Linked DNA regions of Homo sapiens: region 1 is linked to region 2. A link is a contact called in ENCODE Hi-C data. All regions are on one chromosome and are shown on one strand. Each heading gives the region's core, a stretch centred on a gene start or an enhancer-like site at or near the end of the contact. The rest is flanking DNA. Distances are from core to core; before and after follow the strand shown.

The links. A loop is a pair of places that touch in the nucleus more often than their neighbours do. Pooled maps may share reads with other maps.
Region 1: a loop to region 2 is called in a pooled map, with 7 times the contacts of the local background. The contact joins the promoter of CHD1 here to the promoter of LUCAT1 in region 2. A Hi-C loop is called at or near these places in 3 of 50 pooled maps.

What each region holds. Positions count from the first base shown.
Region 1 is chr5:98,924,830-98,931,390 of GRCh38, reverse strand. CHD1 (chromodomain helicase DNA binding protein 1) reads left to right here and starts at 2,384. Exons shown (of 36, transcript NM_001270.4): 1 at 2,384-2,852; 2 at 4,857-5,057. The coding sequence starts at 5,005. It overlaps CHD1-DT (CHD1 divergent transcript), which reads right to left and starts at 2,829. Exons shown (of 4, transcript NR_151718.1): 1 at 2,749-2,829. It overlaps LOC100289230 (a long non-coding RNA gene), which reads right to left and starts at 2,257. Exons shown (of 1, transcript NR_036530.1): 1 at 382-2,257. RefSeq lists enhancers at 1,651-1,980, 1,469-2,367 and silencers at 2,141-2,350, 2,611-3,240.
Region 2 is chr5:91,311,463-91,317,848 of GRCh38, reverse strand. It overlaps LUCAT1 (lung cancer associated transcript 1), which reads left to right and starts at 3,447. Exons shown (of 5, transcript NR_103548.1): 1 at 3,447-3,769; 2 at 4,072-4,211; 3 at 4,620-4,771. RefSeq lists enhancers at 3,148-3,935, 2,823-4,022, 5,467-6,011, 5,374-6,386.

The sequences.
Region 1 (6,561 bases), core at 1,135-3,634, 7.6 Mb before region 2:
ATTAAGGACCCACAAAATGCTGTCTTAGATTCCGGAAAAGTAATATTCTTTCCAAAGAATATGAAATTTTAAAAATGAGAAATTAAATAGTAACAAAAACCTCCTGGTTAATGTTAATTATGTGGAATTTTTCGTTAGTCATGTGTTGAGATTATCAACTGTTTGGCTATTGTTTTAGTACCACTAAGTAGAGATAAAGCTAGTTTATTCAAATAAAGTGACACTGCAAATTTAACTATGTTGATAACAAATCATCAAAAAGGTATCTTTGGATTACCTACACGCTTTTTAAAAAATGAACTGGCAAGATTGTTGCAATTTTCCACCTACTGTGTACTTCTGCAAAGCAATAAAGTATGATTTTACTCGAAATCTAAATCTCCAATGTTCAATATTTTATTACAAATTGGGCAAGATCTTTTTTCGAATAGCATGTTTGATGGCACAATACGACAGAATAGCATATTCAATGGCACAATTAGTAGTAAAAAAACAAAAAACCTGCCTGACGTGCTTCCGGAAAACGTAAAATAGACTGTATATACAGTAATTCTTTTCATAAGACAATGACAAAATGTCAGAGTTGTAATTGAGGACTTTATTAACTGAACTATACTTCTGATTACAACATTCTGTGTATGTTAATAGTTTCTCTGGAGAAATTACGGGCACAGGAAGTTCCTCTCATTAAGGATATTAACATAAAGCTTAATATGAAAAATTAGCACTCAGTTCAGAAATGACGACTTCAGAAATGACTTCAGAAATGACGATTTGTATGATCTTTTCATTCCTCACAACCCAGTATTAAAACTATCTAATATTGCAAAGGATGGTAGTGTTCCACTTCGTTTTGCTATTCAATTATTGCTGATAGATACATGTTTTCAAAAAGGCCATTGGCATCTGTTTGCTTTCTCCTACTTCTCCAAGTGAATACACCCTTCAATATGTAGTAAATACATATGTGGAGTTATGTTTTGAGATTTTTTTGAAGGATTTGAACCAAACTGTTTAAACAGCTGGTAGCCTAAAACTGGAATATTTCCCACAAGGGAAAAATAATTATTTGGGGAATGTATGTTACCACAAACTCATCTGACTTGGAAAGTGCGCCTTTACACCAAATCAAATAACTGAACAATGGGATTAGAAACTTTTAATTATTATTAACCTCGGCCACCGGGCGCCGTGGCTCACGCCTGTAATTCCAGCACTTTGGAAGGCAGTGGCAGGTGGATCGCTCGAGCTCAGGAGTTCAACACCAACCTAGCAACATGACAAAACCCCGCCTCTACAAACATAAATAAAAAACAAAAATCATTAACCTTGAGTGAGTCAAGTTCATCTGCAGACTGAAAAAAATAAAGTGTAACAGAATTTTGATTTAAAAAACGCTTTCAAAAAAGCATTTCAAAATGCTCTAAGTATGTTTCAAAAATACACTTAAAAATATGTTTCCAACACACTGAAGGGATTTAACTAAGATCCACAATTACAGTTACGATACAAACTGTAAGCTAAAAGGCAGCAACTTAAGCTGAGACAGTTACTAACATCCCTCGAGCAGCGTTTTTTGTTGCGATTCGGCGCCGCACCCGTCACCCCGCCCTCCGGGGAGGAACCTAGAAAGGAAGGGTGGTACATTTCTAAACCAGGCCACCCACACATGAATCAAGCGGCATCACAGGCTGTCAACAACCGGGTCTCTATTTTCTCTCCTCCTCCGGCGCCCCGCCCGTGCGGGACATCAGCTCCCAGGATGCGTCAATCGCAGATCGCCCAAGCGTAAGAGGTGGCGAGAGGCCACCACGGTTGCCCAACAGTTGCGTTCCCAGGCTGCCTGGTGTGACGCAGCAGCCCCCGCCCGGACCCTGAGGCCTGGCGCTCCGACTGAGCCGAGGCCTGTGCTACCCGACACTCCTTGCGACCCGGCCCCTTAGGCTTATTCAGCGCGGCCCTTCCCGGCTTCCCGAGTCCCATCGCAGTCTCTCCCCACCCCCGTTCCTCCCCGGTTCCTTGTCAGTGTCCGCCGCGATGTCCTTGCGCAACCATCCCAAGTGACATTAGCGCCCATACCCGCACGGAGCGAGCCTGAAGCTCCCACTTCCCGGAATTCAACGCCGGGCCGCTAAGGGCGGGCACCCAAGCGAGGATCAGCGGACTAAGGCCGCGACCAGAGTCCAGCGGTCTCCGCGCAGTCAGAGTCCGACAGCCTCTGCGCATCCGCCGTGCGCACTCCCATTCGTGCGCGTGCGCGCACTCGCCCCCCCCGCCCCGCCCCAGCACCAATCGCTTTTTTCCTACGCCCACGACCCTTCAACGTAGTCCCTCCCGCCTCCCGCGCGCGAGCAGAAAGGCTTCGGCGTGCGCGCGCCCGCCCGCCTCGCGCTCTGTCGGGAAGGGGAGTGAGCAGAGGCGCTTACGTCGCGCGGGAGGCGGAGGCGACGGCGACCTCGGTGGCGGCGGCGGCTACGACGGAGACGGTTGCGCTCGCTTGCTTTCTCGGCGTCATGGCGGCTGCCGGGGGCAGATAAGCGGAGGGAGCGGGAGCGCGCGCGCGACGGCGGCGGCGGCGGCGGCGACGACTGGTTACTTATAGCTCTTGCTGCCCTCGCCCTTGGTGCTTCAATAATGAATTGTTAGCTCCACTCCGCAGGGGATCGCGCGTTGGTGCTGCGGACCGGGGCTTCCCCTTCCCCTCCGCGTCTGTCCCCTTCCCCCTCCCCCGCACGGACTCTTGCTTACCCCGAGACGCCGGAGCCCTAGGACTGGGCGGCGGAGATCCCGGGCCTGGGCGCGGGGGAGGCCGTCCACCCGAGTCGGCTCCCTCCGCCCCGCCAAGCCCGCCGGTAAGAAAGGGGGCGGCGGGCGGGTCAGGATGTGGCGGAGAGGACAGGAACCGGCCGGGCGGAGGGCGGGCGCGGCGCGGTGCCCAGGCGGCGGCCCAGCGGCCGGGTGAAGGCCGGGTGGCTCTGTGAGTGCCGGTGGCGGTGTACGGGCCTGGCGCGCAGGGGGCGTGTGAGCGGCGAGTACAGGCCGGGGCCGCAGAACGCATCCTTGCGCCGGCCCGGCGGCCCTGCCCCGGCCTCTTCGGCTTGGTGCCGACCGGGCCGCGAGAGGAGACCCGCGAATGGCTAGCACTTAGCCGGTGCGTGGGTCCTGCCGCGACCCGGGCTCCCAGCACGTGGGGAGCGGCGGGAGGGGGAGGGGGCGGCGGCTCGGGCGAGCCTGGGAGGGCGCGGGGCGGGTCTGCGGGAAGTTTGAGGCGGGAAGAGGGACTCCTGGACCGGGATGGAGGCCCTGGGAGAGGGGGGCAGGTCCGCGAGGGAGGCTGATTGGAGCGCGCTGGATGGATGAGTGAGGATGGTTTCCAAACCTCTTTCGAGTGCCGCTTTAAAAACTTAGCAGGAGCAAAGCAACTGCTAAAAGACAGAGGATTGAAGAGGTTTAATAACTTAGGGTAGTCATTGTGGAGACGCTTGAGAGGACACAGCGCTGTGTGCGCTTGGAGCTTCAGAACTCAGGGTTGTGAAAAGGGTCTCAGAGGACTTATTCGGATAAGGGAGATGGAGGGGAAAGGAAGTTAAAATGTACAGAGAAAGCCATTTTGAGGGACGAAAGGAAGGTGAAAAGGAAAGAACGAAAAGGGGAGTGAACTTTTTAAAGGAAGAAACGGGAAAGGCAGTTTGTTAACATACTTAGATTTTTTAAGACTTAATTGTTCAGTAAGGCACTTTGACTAGGGTTGAGATTAATATTTAACATTAGGAATAAATGTTGAGTAGAACGGTTACTTTTTAGATAACCTGTTCTTGCAGAGTCTACTGGACAGTAGTCTAGAGAATTAACATCCTGATCCAGATGCAGACTTTGCTATCATTGAGTTGGTAACAATCTGTTTCCCTCCCTCTCTTGTGGAATGGAAATAATCGTAGGAGTGAATTCTCTTTGCTGAGGTCGGAGGACAGCTCTGCTCTCAGTTGGCTGTCTCGGTACTTTCTGGCTGGGGAAGGATCTGACGTCTCCTTCCCCCGCTTCTTCCTCTCCCTCCCCTGCCAGAGATCTCCTTTGTTTATTCGTGGATGGCTTGTAGGTGATTCTTCAGTGTTGTACTGAAATCTTTAAAGGTGGAAATGGTGTGTCTTGGTTCATTATTCTTGCCCCAAATTTTTTACGTAAAAAATCAGATATAGTGTATATTCTATTACCTTTTCAATTTTTTTCACAAAATAAAAACCAAGTGCAAACTGGTTAAGTATTATTTAAATGTTATCATCCCACTATCCGTTTACCTGTTAAATAACACATTTATTTTGAGCTATGCATTTTTGTTGAGAGTATATGGTATCTTTTATTTGCCTGTTCCTCCCATGGGAGCGTTTTCAGAACTTTCTCACTCAAGTGTATGAAGTTCTTGGTGATAGGAGTGAGGGCTTGATTAAAGGTAACCTCCTCCCACCCCCCCCCCCACTTCATTTATTCGACCAAGTTATCTAATAAGACTCCGTTATCTACTCTTGGGATGTATGCATATGTTACATCGTATCACCTTGCTTTAGGAGTCTATAAAAACATTGTTAGTTGCAGTTAGTCTCTAAAAATCCTTTCACTCCACAAATATTTTAATTTTTTCTGTCCGAAGTATATTAGCAGTAGCATACTAAATTCTAGTTAGCAGTCAGGAGTGTAGTTATTACAAGTCTAGATATTTTAAGTATTTAATAAAAGGCCCCCACTTCTTCCTTAACAGCTGTAGTCTAATTGGCCTACGTAGATTTATACGTTTTAGACAGGGCTTAATTTACCTTTTTTCTGCAGGAAATTTTGTTAATTTATTAATATATTTTCTTTAGGTGAATCAAAGGAGAGTCCCAGAAAACCTGTGACTGTTGAAGAAAATTCATCTGTGAATTTTTATATTCAAGGAGTCAGTATTTATATTCATCTTTTAAACTGGGAAGATTTATATTTTACTTTAAAACTTCTTGATAATAATTTACAATGAATGGACACAGTGATGAAGAAAGTGTTAGAAACAGTAGTGGAGAATCAAGGTAAGTAAGCACTTTGTTATCAATTGTTTACTATGAAGAGAGTTGAAAACTTGACTTTTTTCTTTATTGTTATTGTTGTTATTTAGTTTTCCTCATAGGTAGCAGAGTTTTCAGGTTTTCCTCTTAGCTATCCAAATACTAAAAAAATTCTGATATACGAACCTTTTTTCATAATACAGGTTTTAATTATATTTTTCATTCAGATACACAGTAGATCTTAAATATAGAAAGTTTTTGTTTACTTAAATCTATTTGGAAGTTTATATTTGAGCTAATAATTAAGCTGGAGCATGTATAATAGATTTAAATTGTTTTGACTGTTAGTGAAATTTCTAGATGAAGGCAATAAAAATTTTTTCACTCATCTTTTTCTGGCATTTTGTCTTCTATACCTGTACTGTCCAGTGTGGTAACCACTAGCCACATGTGGCTATTTGAACTCAATTACAAAATATTCAGAATTTACTTAGTCATACTAGATATATTTCAAGTGCTGAATAATCACATGTGGCTAGTGGCTACCATATTGGACAGCACATAGAAAACATTCTATCACTGGAGAAAGTTTTAGACAGTGCTGAGCCAGACATTTGTTGAAATATTACTGTGGCCCTTTTTTATTTTCAGATTGGAGTTTTAATTATCTGTGAAGGAGTTAAGAGTTCTTGCTTGGGTCAAGTGTTTGCAAAGAAGATTCTTTAAATTCTGTAGCTCTCAAATTTTGAGTTATCTGCACATTAGTTTACAATCCATGTAGTTATATGCATTATCATATATAGAAATTAGGAATGTGGGCACTGGAGTCAAACTGTTTGCTTACCCTATTTCTACCTCTTATTAGTTGTGTGAATTAGGGCAAATTACTTAATCTCTGAGGCTCTGATTTTTGCCCCATAAAGAGGGGATTAAACTATTGTTTATCTTATTTAAAGTTCACGGCTGGGCTTGTTGGATCCTGTTTGTAATCCCAGCACTTTGAGAGGCTGAGGAAGGAGGATCACTTGAACTCAAAAGTTGGAGACCAGTTTAGGCAGCATAGTGAGACTTTGTCTGTAATTTATAAAAAATAAAATTTAAAAAAAATTTGAGGATTGAGATGCTTCATGTAAAGGGCTTAAAATATTTTCTGAGATAATGAGCACTGAATATTTGCTTATTGTAACCAGCATGTTTTGTGTAACACAGGATACTATATAAAAAAAACATTAATTACAGTGATGGAGACATGGGGGTGGACAAGAAACAGGAAAGTTTTGGCAATTAGGAAGATTAAGAAAAAATGTTAGATAGAAAACTAAATAGTGGTATTTGTATTTGATCTGAAACTTGGACTTTTCTTTTTCTTTTTTTTTTTTTGAGACAGAGTCTTGCTCTGTCGCCCAGGCTGGAGTGCAGTGGTGTGATCCCGGCTCACTGCAACCTCCACCTCCCAGGCTCAAGTGTTTCTCCTACCTCAGCCTCCGGAGTAGCTGGGATTACAGGCGCTAGCCACCACTCCCAGCTA
Region 2 (6,386 bases), core at 2,198-4,697:
CTGCACTCCAGCCTGGGTGACAGAGTGAGACCCTGCTTCAAACAACAACAACAAAACAACAACAAAGACCTCGCCCCCAACTTCACCTTCCCACCTACCCTCACCTCCAACTCCAAAAACAAACAAACAAACAACTTTGTAAAGTGTGTACTCCAGAATACCTACCATTGTTATTCCTTGGTTGTGAGATTATATGTTTCAGAGTTTCTTCTATGTGTGTGTGTTTTTTGTTTTTTTTTTTTTTTTTGAGACAGAGTCTCACTCTATTGCCCAGACTGGAGTCCAATGGTGTGAGCCACCGTGCCCAGCCTTACATATGTATTTTTAAATGTTTACAGTAACCTAATGAAACAACATGTTGTTTTACTTTGTTTCATTTTAAAATACTGCTTAAAATTATTATAAGTAAACCAAAGTGGATTTCCTAAGGACTCATAGCTACAGAATATCTCAAAGCAGAAAAAGTAAAACTTGCAAGTGAATTAGAATCACAAAAAGTCTGAATATTTTCTGTTTTCATTGTTGTTACCCAAACATTTATCTCAAGTGGAAATATTTCCCTCTGGGCTCCAAAAGAGATTTGTAAAATTACTACTGCCTGCCAAAAGAAATTAATATTGCAAATAGTAATTAAACTCTGGGGGGTAAATAAAAAACCACAATTCACAATTATCCTTGAGTGGAATCTGCAAAGGTTGGAGGTAAGTGGAGAGCTCCTCTTTCAAAGTCAAATCAAGTCAATAGTGTTAAGCACCACAGTGTGGACAGGACCCACTGGACTAAACTCTGAGGAAACACAAAATGTGTGACCCAAAGTCCTTGTTCGCCAGAGACAATACTTATGTAGCCAAGGAAATTCCTGTTAGAAAACGGTTTGCAGTGAGTAGGAAGGATGGTGTAGAGGTGAATAGTGGGGTTATGGATAGTGTGGATTGTCATTCCTTTGATCTGAACCAGGGGTTGCAAAAACATAATCCGAAATTTGAATCAGCCCTTGCAGACAAGTTAAAGCATTTATAATGCTTAAAAGTGTGTTAGAAACCAGCTGGGTGTGGTGGCTTATACCTGTAATCCCAGCACTTTGGGCGAGTGGATCACTTGAGGTCAGGAGTTCGAGACCAGCCTGGCCAACATGGTAAAACCCCATCGCTACCAAAAAGAATAAAAAATTAGCCAGGTGTGGCAGTGTGCACCTGTAATCCCAGCCACTCAGGAGGCTGAGGCAGGAGAATCGCTTCAACCTGGGAGGCAGTGAGCCGAGACCATGCCACTGCACTCCAGCCTGAGTGACAGAGCGAGACTCCATCTCAAACAAACAAAAAAGTTAGAAACCTATTTAGCTTATTTCGGGCATAGCACAGAGCAGCTAGTCCAAATCACAAATTTAAGTTTTCTGTTCCTATAGGTATAGTTTTTGAGTCTCGTATCTAAGCTATCCTTGAATCCCTACTTGAAAGTTGACCAACATTTGTCAAACAAAAAAATCTAGAGAATACTGCTCTTTAATGACCAACATGAAAGTACTGTGCTACTAAATTTTATATTTATTTATTTATTTACTTATATTGAGACAGGGTCTCTTTCTGTCACCCAGGCTGGAGTGCAGTGGTATGATCATGGCTCACCACAGCCTCCATCTCCTGGGCTTAGGTCATCTTCCAGCCTCAGCCTCCCATGTAGCTGGGAACACAGGTGCATGCCACCATATCCAGCTAATTTTTTGATATTTTTGTAAGGACAGGGGTGTCACTCTTGCCTGAGCTGGTCTTAAACTCCTGAGCTCAAGAGATCCTCCCACCTCGGCCTCCCAAAGTGCTAGGATTATAGGTGTGAGCCACCATACCCAGCCTACTAAATTTTAATAATGGTAACTTCTGCAATTTTCAGGAAATAGCTACTAGGTAGGATTTCCTCCTAGGCCACTTTTCTCTTTTCTTTTTTTCCCCCTTCCCTTTCCCCTTCTTCTCCTTCCCCTTTTTCCTCTTCCCCTTCCCCTTCTTCTCCTTTCAGAAGGAGTCTCGCTCCATCACCCAGGCTAGAGTGCAGTGGGGTGATCTGGGCTCTCTGCAACCTCCATCTCCCAGGTTCAAGCGATTCTACTGCCTCAGCCTCCGAGTAGCTGGGATTATAGGAGTGCACCAACACATCTGGATTTTTTGGATTTTTTGTAGAGACAGGGTTTCACCATGTTAGGTCAGACTGGTCTCCAACTCCTGATCTCAAGTGATCTGCATGCTCCGGCCTCCCAAAGTACCGGGATTATAGGAGTGAGCCACCACACCTGGCCTCTAGGCCACGTTCTTAAAGCTTTGTCCTGTCACCATTTATCTGCCAGGGACAAAAACAAAGAAACAAACAGAAGTAAGCCGATATCAAGTAGAAAAAAAAGCAAAACAAGTTAAGATTCTATTATGCTAGGAAGGTAGGTATAGATAAGTTCCTATAGGACCCTAATGGTCAGGATATTGAATTTCGACTTTATCCTGAAGACAATAGGGAGTCTTTGATATGGAGACAGACTAGAAATGTAAAATCAGTCTCTACATTTCAGAAACAAGGCTGAGTGCCGTGGCTCATGCCTAGAATCCCAGCACTTTGGAAGGCCGAGGCGAGCGGATCACTTGAGGTCAGCAGTTTGAGATCAGCCTGGCCAACATGGCGAAACTTCGTTTCTACTAAAAATACAAATAGCCAGGTGTGGTGGCAGGCGTCTGTAATCCCCGGTACTCAGGAAGCTGAAGCAAGAGAATTGCTTGAACCCAGGAGGCAGAGGTTGCACTGAGCCAAGATCACACCATTGCACTCCAGCCTGGGCAACAGAGTGAGACTCAGTCTCAGTAACAAAATCTAGGCTGGGCGTGGTAGCTCACGCCTGTAATCCCAGCACTTTGGGAGGCTGAGGTGGGCGGATCACCTAAGGTCAGGAGTTCCGGAGCAGCCTGGGCAACATGGTGAAACCCCGTCTCTACTAAAAATGCAAAAATTAGCTGGGTGTGGTGGCATGCGCCTGTAGTCCCAGCTACCAGGGGAGGCTGAGGCAGGAGCATCACTTGAACCCGGGAGGTGGAGGTTGCGGTGAGCCAAGATCACACCACTGTACTCCAGCCTGGCTACAGAGTGAGACTCCATCTCAAAAAAGAAAAAAAAAAAAGAAAATCTATTGACAAGATTGACAAGAGTTCATTTTAAAGATGATTCTCTACACTTGGAGCATGGGATCTTGCCTGTCAGCAATTTTCAGCCGTCTCCAGATTAGTAACTGTGACTTGCCACCCTGGTTGATGGGCTGGCAGGAAGGAGTGTGTCATATCAGAGATTGCCACAGACACCCAGGGCAATGTGATTTGTCACTTAAAGAGGACGGCAGATCAAGAGCATCTCATCCTCCGGCTGCTGAGTCATCCTGCTCTGGCAGTTATTTAAACAGAAGGCTCCAGGAGACATACAATCAACACTCCACTCAGACAATGCCCAGACCTCCAGAAACCATGTGTCAAGCTCGGATTGCCTTAGACAGGTGCAATTTAAGAACAGCTTTCATCCTCTTTTCTCTCATATTGTCACACTATGTGTTCTGACTTCTGGCTCCTTTCCTCACAAGAAGCTCACCCAGCTGGAACTCTTATGGGACCTTGGCACCAGAGACCACAAATTCCTCTTTGAAGTTTTCTAACAGCAACAATGGTATTTCTGACTTGGCTTTCTTGTATTTCTCTCACGTTAACAAAATTGGTTCAGCATCTACCATGGGCTACATGCTGAGCTACAGGTAAGGTTTGGCTAAAGGATGAATAAGAACCCCTCCTTGTCTTCAGGAGTTTGTCTAGCAGAGGAGTCTGTCATGTAATCAGGAAACTCCAGTACACAACGTGATAGCTCTAAGACAGGTATATACAAGATGATGTTCTGGACCTTAACTGTTTGGGGAGTACTACTGCCTTTGTCTAAAAGCCATCACCCTTTTTATATGCCATTTGGGAGGAACTGGGGGGACGTGGGAGGCTTCAAAGGGTTATGGGAGGATGGACATTTTAAAAGGGCTTTTCTTTTCTTTTTTTTTTTTTGAGACAGAGTTTCGCTCTGTCGCCCAGGCTGGAGTGCAGTGGCGCGCGATCTCGGTTCACTGCAAGCTCCACCTCCCGGGTTCACGCCATTCTCCTGCCTCAGCCTCCTGAGTAGCTGGGACTACAGGCGCCCGCCACCACACCCAGGTAATTTTTTGCATTTTTAGTAGAGACGGGGTTTCACCGTGTTAGCCAGGATGGTCTCGTTCTCCTGACCTCATGATTCACCCGCCTTGGCCTTCCAAAATGCTGGGATTACAGGCGTGAGCCACTGTGCCCTGCCAAAGGCCTTTTCAAATCTAACGATGTACTCACATTTCCACCTGTCTGCCAGCCCTTGTCCAGTTTGACCTGGGCACTCACTGCTGCTCTGGTGGTGAGTACTGCTGATGGTTCTTTTCCCTGCCCATCCTTGAGGTGCTCGCTTCAATATGTCAAATGAGGACTCTCATTACATTTGGCTGTCATACATCAGCCACAACTGTCCTGCCCAGAAGAGCTGGCCTTGGCTTTAAAGCCTACATCCTGGCTGACCTTCTTTACTGCTTTATTAAGGAATCCAACTTGCTGTTTGCTATCACATGTGCTATACATGCTGTTGATGAAACTGCTAAAGGGGCTGAATGTGACTGACGTCTTTGGAAGGATGAGACTTAGCGTGCCTGTACAGTTGTGTCCAAATGCTGTCCTCATCTCCCAATGAAAAGGTATTGTAAATAAAGAGAAAGATCAGAGGCTTATTTTAAACACTAAATATGAGCTAGGAGCTGTCCTAGACACTATGTAAAAGTTTTATTTAGTTCTCACTGTAATGTTGGCCTTATGTTAGCATCCCATTTTTCAGACTGAGGAAATTATGGCTCAGAGAGGTTAAGAGACTTATTGAAGGTCACACAGCTCCACAAACTTTGGTGTAGATTGAACGTGTACATGGGTCTATGTGACTTTGAATCTTGCATTCTTTACATTATTGGAATATTTCACAGAAGGAAAATGACATATTAACATGGCAATAAGATTTCTGGTTCCAGTCTGGTTACTGGTCTTCCAAGAGTGTTATAGGATGTATAGCCTGAGCTCTGAAGCTTTGTTCTGAAGCATGCTATCAATATGAACAAATTGGTATGGAAGGAAGCCACAAATTATATACTAAAATCTAGTTCATCAGAGGAAAATATAGTTAAATACATTTACATTCCCAGAACTGTTAATATTGAAGAATAAAACACACAGTGGGAAAGAGACGAAGAGAAAATACGCCTGTTTTTATGACTTGTTGATATCTACAGGGTTTTTCCTTAAGCCTCACAACAATTTACAGCATTGCCAGCAGCATTCAGTACATTCAGAACAGGATAATTTCACCCGCAGCTGAACTAGGGCCATGCCTGGGACAGACAGAGAATGGCCTTCCAGCAGACATGCCAAGAAGCAAGCCAGGGTCAGTGAGTGAAGAGGAGGGCAGGCCCATTTGAAGCAACACAGTTTATGTAAGTGTGATCTAACTGCTTTCACTGGAAATGGGTCAGACTCCAGTTGAGAGAACCAGGGGCCTGAATGACCCCAGCAAAATCACTGTGGCAATTCTTTCAATCACCTCTGAGAATATGGCCCTGTGACGACATAATGACGTTTGGATTAATTCCAGTCGGCTGTGTTTTCCCCTCCTTTCTTGCCTCCCCGTAGTTGATTTGCCAAATTTTTTTTGTTTGCTTAAATACGCGGAACTAAACAGGATACATTATATGACAGTCTGTGATAAATTTACCACTGGGAATAGGGAAAAAGTATGGGATAAAGAAATAGGTATTTTTCGCCTCTCACAGCTGTGATTCAGTTCTGACTCAAAAGGAAGTGTGCCACCTACTGAATCACAGAAACCACTTCCTGTGGCTGTTTGGTTTATTCTGGAGGAGCATCAGGCCAAGTGCTGCCCTGCCCTGACCCTGACTGGCTCTTCAGAGCCAAGGCATTCACAGCTTGAGGTGGTTTGGCCTCAGACTCTTGAGAACATTGCATATTAAATTACAAGTGTTTCGTTTCCTAGCAAGGAGTCTTTAGCAACATGAAAACGAACGTGTGTTATTTGCAAACCAAGTATATCATTACTGAACCTGAATATCCTTACTTTTTCATAAGGTACGTATTCCGGATGACCACTCTTAAGATCTGAATGTACACTGGTTCTGTTTTTCCTGAGGGGAACTTGGGCAGTCTGCAGGGTGGCATTTACCAGCTGAGGGACTTCAAGAGCACCCTTTAATCAGTGTGGCAGCACTCAACTTGTATTCACTCACTCAGAGTATTTTTGAGCATGTACTT